2 separate regions of the Mus musculus genome follow, and region 1 is linked to region 2. Evidence: chromatin loops called from intact Hi-C (ENCODE). Cell type or tissue: heart. All regions are shown on one strand.

Region 1 (4,000 bases), 95 kb after region 2:
GCCATAGTGAAGGAGAGTCTAGATGCATGTAACTGGACTATTACTAACCTGACTTTGATATTTGACACAAAATTAATCTTACAAACAAACAATCTCATCTTTTCTCTAAGGTAGAGTACTATCACTAAGTCTACTTACCATGGACAACATGGTCTGATGTCTTATCAATTCCTTGCACTTCCAGCACAAATTGTGTTGCTATTGCTTTGAGCCCTGCCTTTAATACTTTCCTTTCACAGTCCAGTAGACAGAAACATAAGAAGTACAAAGGGATGGTAGCTGTGCATGCTCTGCTTTCTCATACAACGTCTACATACTCACACCCAGGTTTGGTTTTACTTTATATTTGCCTCTACAAATAGCTGCCCTTCAATGAGTGATTTATTTATTTTTTAAGGTGTGTGTGTGTGTGTGTGTGTGTGTGTGTGTGTGTGTGTTACAGTAACTCTCCAACACAAATAAGTCCGGTCAGTGAAAACACAACTCAGTTAAAATGAATACATGCTGTGTGCCTAGATTGGGCAGATCTACCGCTACACCACCATCTTCCCCGTATAAGAGACCCCTTGTAACGGGGTTTTTCCAGGCCAGGTGCTTCTGCTCCACTTTACTCTAATCACCTGAGTGCTGACTCATTCCTTGTTCACAACTTCTCACAGGAGAGCAGAATTAACATCAAATACAATTAGCCCCAGAGCTATCCGCAACATATGTGTATCTGCAAGTATGCCACATGTGTGTAGATAGCTGTAAAGGCCAGGAAAAAAGTATCAGCTTCCCCTTGATAGGAAGTTATAGGTGGTTTCCAGCTGCTCCACATAGATGCTGGGAATTGAACTTGAGCAGCTATCTAGTGAACTTGGATCCCTGTAAGAGCAGCTTTCTTGTGAGCTTACCCACTTAGTCATCCCTCCAATCTCAATTAGTTTGCTTTTTCCTCATGACACATGTATTTATTATCTGTATTTCCTCCAGACTTCTTGAGCAAACTGTACACAGTCTCACTGGATGAATAGTGGAAAATATGTGACCCAAGGAGATTGGCGCATGCTTTATTTTGTACTTTTCATGACTCTGAAGTGGAGAATGGCTCCTAACAGGTCTTGGTGGTATGACGGCTCCACATTTAGATTTAGTCAAAAGATAGAGAAACCCCAGCTTGAAAGAGGAGTTGGTTAGCAACATCATACCATATCATGTGGATGATCCTTATGATGGACACAAGCTTGTCAGTCATACAGCACATTGTGTGTCATTTGTCAAAGAAGCTCTTCTTTCAGTATCCTAATGGTGGCCACTGCCACTCTATTGTAATAATGTTTCTTACATTTATTCATGTGTGAATATTCACTTATTGTCTATTGCTTATTCTTTCCCAACTCCATCCACCAAAAGGGAAAAAAAAGTTTCATGAGAACAGGACCTTCTTTAGCTCATTTACATTGCTGAAAATTATTTGGGCTACATGGTAAGTGTATCCTCTCTGAAAGCAAGAGTCACTAGACTGTCTGGAGAGACTTCAGACAGCAATGTGAATAATCTTTCCTTCTACCCAATTCTGCCTTTTCTTTCTAGACCAGTGGTTCTCAACCTTTCTAAAGTTGTGCCCCTTTAAAACAGTTCCTCATGCTATGGTAAAATACAACCATAAAATTATTTCACTGTTACCTCAAAACTGTATTTTGGCTGCTGTTATTAATCATAATGTAAATAAGTGATATGCATTCCCCAGTGGTGTTTTAGTCCTCAAGTTGAGAACCACAATTGTAGACATAGTCAGTGTCAACAGGAAATTAGACATGATGGATAGGTTTTATTAACCAATAGTACAAAGTCTATAACTCTATTATACTATGTCCTACAGTAGACAAATTCATGAACAGGATGTTAAAAACTTATCTCAAACAAATATTCTGAAAAAGGCAATATAACTTCATAAATTACTGAGCTTAAGTGTTTGATTACATGCCCATGAAATTAGCATCATTGCTAAAATGTTACTTTGCTCCTTCATGGTTCAAACCTAGCAGATATTATGCTAGAAGGCATGAAGTAAATGAAGAAAGTTCTTAAATCTTGTTTGTTAAAAATGTACCTAAGTTAACTGTGACTGTGAGGATTTAAGAACAAAGTTTTCTGGGCATATATAAAACTCAAGCTCTATGCCTGAAAAATGTCACAACAAAGTCTTAAATTGTCTTTTTTTTTTTTTAATTTGGCATCAGAAATTTTATCTGAAAGGTCATTTGATTTCCTGTAAATGCAGCTCTATGGAGTGATCCCAATAATGAGCAACACATTCAGTGGTCGCCAGCTATTTAGTGTCACGCTGTATTTCAACAAAAGCCAATACATCCTGTGTGACAGGAAAATGGGTGGAGGACCTTGTGTATCAAACTTCCAGAAACCCTTGTTTGTAAGTCTGAGGTTTTGTGTCACAGTGTGAGCATCCAAAAATTTTTGAGCAGGTCATGGATTTTTTTTTTTTAACTCGGAACGTTATCTTCATAGAGCACATCAAAGTTTCTTTCCTTTTAAAAATATGTAATCAAGTAGCTGGTAATCATACCAACATGAAAGAATATTAAATAAAAGAAGATGCTTGATATCGAGTAATAATCTATATGTAGTAAGACAGCATATAGTCACGACTCATAAGAATTATTATTATAAATTGTGTGTGTGTGTGTGTTATGCATGTATTATTCCAGTGGAAAAGGAAATTGAAACACAAGGGGTTTTTTTAATGTCTCTTTTCTGAATAGTTTTGAAGTGCCTAACTAGCAGAAGAGGCAGATCCTAAAGATAAACAGATTTAAGGGGTTGGATATTAGTGTCAACAGACCCTATGGTTGGTAGTTTCAAGTCAAAAACAACAGTAAGACTAGGGCATTCTTTCCCTTACATCCTCTCTCTATCATGATTGGGCCTGTGTCCCTGGCCACCTGCCCTGCTGTCACTTCTCCCTGTCCTTGTAGTCCTTTTATCAGCTCTGCCAGAAGAAATGAATGTGCTGATTGATATTCCCCTTGACCCAAGATGTTTCAGAAAACTGAAACAAAAACTGAAGAGTTACAGATCCTACTATTGTGTGTGTGAGCATTTCAGAACCCTTCGGTTCAGCTCCACTGAAATCTTCCCAAACATTCTTTTCCTTGCATTGTCTTAGAAGGATATGGTTCCCTCTAAGTGGAGCAAATCCCTACCTACCTCAATGACTTGTCTCAGGAAGACATCGGAGCTCCGGTCACAGGCTAGCATACTCTTGGTCTTTACAACTCTCTGTGGCTGCCCCAGCAATTGAAAGGGGGCTTCAGAGTATGTGATGATTAAAGAACCATGAGAATTTCTAAAGACAGAGGTATTCCAGCTGAGAATTCGTCACCCTACATAGTTTTTGAGAGATACACAACTGTGCCATGAGTTAGCAGAACCTTAGTCATTGACTGCCCTTTCTATAGCAGAAAGCTCTGATGCCTGTATTTCCTGTTTGTAAGTTTCAAATCTTTTAAAGCACGATTTTGTGATTTTCTTTTCTTCTTCAACTTTATTGAAGTAAAAGAAGTAAAAGTAGCTACAGAAGGGCAGAGTATCGTGATAATAATTGTTCACTGGTTCTGAATTTTCTCCATCTTCTGGAAGCATTTGGAAAACTGTTCTGTGAAGTAACATTCAATCAACAGTGTCACTAGGTGGAATATAGTAGCTAATTCCCTAGGTGGGCTACAATACATCTCTTGACCTTCAAGGAAGGTGAATGTATATGCAACTTTAAAATACAGGAAAATCAAATTCACAGGGGTTTAATAATAGTAAACTATTTTAATGCCATCCCATGTTTATATGCTGCCAAACACATGTGCTTTTGAGGACACTGTCAGTGCCTTTTGACAAGATGGTTTCTTTCTTAACATGAGAACAAGAGCTTCCCACAAATGTAACTTAGAACAGCTTATTTTAAGGGCATATTGGAGAAAATGTGGTGGATTCATCAAGATGG
Region 2 (4,000 bases):
AATGTAGACCATTTAAACTCTAAATCCTAGACTTCTTCAGGACACCTGAAGCCCAAAGATCATGTGAATGAAGTTTTCTACAATTTAAAATTATTACTCTTTTTATAAATTGTATATAGAGCAAGGGACTGGAAAGAGCATGCAGATGTTAAGAGCACTTGCTGCTCCTCCAGAGGGCCTGAGTTCATTTCTGGGCATGCATGGTAAACAGTTTAAAACTGTCTATAATCCCAGAATCAGTAGTTATGATATACTCTTCATGCCTGCATGGATATACCACACACATATGCAGACACACATAAACATAAGTAAGAAGTAAAAATAAAACTTTTCAAATTTTGTGTGTACCATTAAACATAATCCCTGAAAGGTCTGAGCATAATGGGAGAACCTTAAGCAGGTGTGTATCAGAATCTAAACTCTGCAGTTTCAAAGAAATATAGTTAATACCAATTAATGACTCTTCATGCTGGGGACAATGGATTCAGCCTTAAGATATGGAACTATCCCATATCCAAAGAGGTGTTTTTCTCATTAATCTCAGCAGAACATCAAACAAAGAAAACCAAATGGACCAGCTCCAATCCATCTGGAGCAGCCGATCTATGGGAAAGGTTTCTATTCACACACCAAAGATCAGAAACAAAAGCTCAATCGAGAAATATAGTCATCTCCTTCCTCTGTAGCCTCCCTTCCCACCCACTCCCTTACCCCGTGACCTCAAATAATCCCAAATCTGGGAAACATTAGTAGAGTTCCTCTAGCTGACCCCATTACTGTGCACGGTAGGTGAAGGTAGTCTCTGAGGTGGTGAATGTCAAGGTTTAGTGTGAAGTGTAACATTCATTTTAGACACAGAGATACTCCATAGGAAATAAAGACAGCATTGATGGAGAAGAGCGTAAATGTCTTACAAGCATAGAACAGTGTCCTGTTGAGGAAGTGATAAATAATAAGGCTTTCTTACCACACCTGCTACTCATTAAGAGACAGAAGCCTCTTGGCCACCATTAATACTTTCAGCATCTGCCAGAGGAAATAGAGGGCTTTGCAAAGACAAAGATGTTTTTTAAAAGGTGGTGGTAGAACTGAACAGATGTGTGTCTATTTTGTAGATTAGATTATAAAGAACTTCAGTGAATAAAGGTTCAATGATTAAAGCATCCACATAAACAACACTGATCAAATACAATCATATAAGAAATGGAGGGTGATCATTTCATCTAAAAAAAAGCATAAATGCTTGAAGTATCCACTTTGCTGTTAATATTGCACAAAATAAAAGATTTTTTTCTTAACTATAAAGGCATCTTTGGCAACCCAAGACGTAAAGTGTCTTGCTAGGAGAGTTGGACTCGAGAGCTGGATCATTTATTAAAGTCAAGGCTCACAACCAAGACATCAAGTTGCAGAGTTAAAGGAAGTGATGAAGATTATAAATGCAAGCTAATTGTTTCACAAGATGAAGACTGAGTCGTTGCCTTAAGATCTAAGTAATAATGAGAAACGGCTTCCTCCTCTTTTCAAGTCCCATTCAGCCCGGGAAAGAGTAGAGGTAGGGAAATGATCCCTCTAGTTTCTCACACTCAACATGGAAGCTAACCCGTAAATAGACTCAAAGTGCAGGGACTCGGGTAAGAAGAACAGCAGCCTCAGAAAATGCTGAAGGCTGTAGTTCAAGAAGCCTACCTCTCCTTTTCTAACAGGGTTTTCTGCCAAAACTAAAATAAAATCGACCCTGGAAAACCTTCATGACACTGTGGCTCTGGTCTAATCTAAAGGCTGATATAACTTTAGCTTGAATGAAAAGGAACAGAGGATTTTTCGTATGTGTAGATGCATTGTGTCGTCGATTAGAAGGTGGGGAAGCGTGTGGGGGACTTTTGGGATAGCATTGGAAATGTAAATGAAATAAATACCCAAAAGAAAGAAAGAAAGAGAGAGAGAGAGAGAGAGAGAGAGAGAGAGAGAGAGAGGGAGAGAGAGGGAGAGGAAGGAAGGAAGGAAGGAAGGAAGAAAGAAAGAAAGAAAGAAAGAAAGAAAGAAAGAAAGAAAGAAAGAAAGAAAGAAAGAAAGAAAGAAAGAAAGAAAGAAAACATTTGTTCTGATTTACCAGAATCTGACTTTCTGAGAGAAAAATTACCAGGAACTTCAATTCCTTAGTGTCTCTAAGGAATCATTAATTCCTCTGTCACATCTCTGCTATCTGCCCTAAATCCATCCCCAGTCACCCTACAGCATAAGTGGCATCTTCTCGGTGTCTCCCTGGGTAGAAAGGAAGATAAAATTGATAACGACTGAGGATTCTACTTAGATCAAGTGTTCCTTGCAGGTATTGATTTTGTTTTCTTATCTTAACAGCCAAGCTTAAAGTCTTAAATCTTAAACAGACTATTTGTTATTTCAAGTTGTAGCCACAAGGTAGCAGAATGACTTAATTTTAACTCCTTCTAAAACCTATTAAGCAACTCAGGAAACATGTTGGAAATATGATCATGCTGTAGTACAGGAAAAATATAAAATTAAATATGTGTTTTTCTTAGGAAAAACAACTTTTAAAATGTAAGGCAAAAATGGTGGTAAGGGAATCAGATATTCTCTTGTTAATGAGGGGCACTGAATGTGTGGAACTAAAATTACAGCCATATTTGACTTTTCTTAGTTGCCTCATTTGCTAAATCCCCAAACCAAAATATCACAATTAATAAAAGAATATCATACACAAATTTATGTTTATTTATAGTCAATAATCAAGGACTAGCGTATAGAAGTATATAAATTTCCAAACAAGCTTTGTTTTTATAAATTAATGACAGTAATTAATATTAAAACTGTTCAAATCTTTGGAGATTGAAGTGATACATATGCATATATGTAAATATGAGTTTCTCAATAATTCCCTGCTCTTATTATTGTGAATAAATCATTAAGATTTGTAGCTGGATTACGAAGTGAACATAAAAAGGAAGAGAATATTGTATTCTGTTTTATTAACTAGTAGATGCACTCAAAATGCAGTAATGAAATATATTTAAAGAAAGTAAGATGCCTAATCTTAATAGCTGCGGATGAGACTTCTCAGAGTCGAGCTATAAACGTGTCTCAGGAAGCCCGTCCCTGGATGCTTGCTGGCATTCCTTTGTATGTCTGCCTAAGAGCAGAAGTCTGAGAAAACAGATAAGCCTTCTTCTGTGATAGTGAGACTGACAGCCCAGACTCGGGGAGAAGTCTATGAAGAATGCCAGGGCCAAGGGCGTTTCTCACCCCCTCCAAAAAAATACCTTCTTTTCTTTACACCAGAATTTCAGGCAGAACCCTAGTATCAAGTATGTTACATTCTGACAAATGCTAAATATCCCATTAGACTCCCCATAAAAGACAAAGGAGAAAATGTAGGTCACACTAGGGGAGTACACAGACACATAAAGGGAAGTGCCATAAGATATACCTATGTGTAATTATATAATTACAGAGTGATAGCAAAGAGGGTAAAATTGGAAGTCAATCCTTTGTTAGTGGAAAAAAATGCAAAGGAAGGATAGTTAATACTTTTTAATAGGTTAATAGTAAAAAGTACTGAATCTAAAGTGTAATGACCCAAAATATGTCCTCAATATGAGGAATTTTGTAGTAACTGCATGAATAAGTACAATAATTCTTAAAATATATAAGTACCATATGCTCTAACGATATCTCTCCTACATCAGTACCCAAAGGCACCAAAGTCAGCATATAATAAATTTATCAAGTTAACATCAGCATTGGTTATTACAGGCTAGTGGTAGAATCAGATCAAGTACTCATGAACAGGTAAATAGATTAAAAACTCATAACATATATTTTTCAGATAAGAAACAATGTCAGTTATGGGAAAATGGATAAAATTGGAGACATTCATGTTTTAAAAAATAGGTTTGTTGCAGAAAAACAAGCATCACATTAAAAATAGGATATTAACATAGGACATGAAAAAATAGGAAGAGATCCAGAAACAGCAAGA

Evidence for each region. A loop is a pair of places that touch in the nucleus more often than their neighbours do. Peaks named below come from ENCODE experiments on the same cell type or tissue, not always from the same donor. Only the 100,000 strongest peaks of a DNase experiment are listed, where the experiment ranks them.
Region 1: it touches region 2 in a loop (2.7-fold over the local background); 1 of 42 quality-filtered maps calls a loop at or near these places.

The regions. Positions count from the first base shown.
Region 1 is chr13:115,123,677-115,127,676 of GRCm38, reverse strand. All of the region lies in intron 2 of Gm41075 (a long non-coding RNA gene), which reads right to left. Among named protein-coding and RNA genes, the nearest start is that of Gm25985, 9.6 kb to the right of the region's middle. In heart, no CTCF peak of the experiment used is centred here; a DNase peak (open chromatin) is centred at 2,326.
Region 2 is chr13:115,218,329-115,222,328 of GRCm38, reverse strand. No RefSeq gene overlaps it. Among named protein-coding and RNA genes, the nearest start is that of Gm25985, 100 kb to the right of the region's middle. In heart, a CTCF peak has its summit at 2,418 (motif pointing right); no DNase peak of the experiment used is centred here.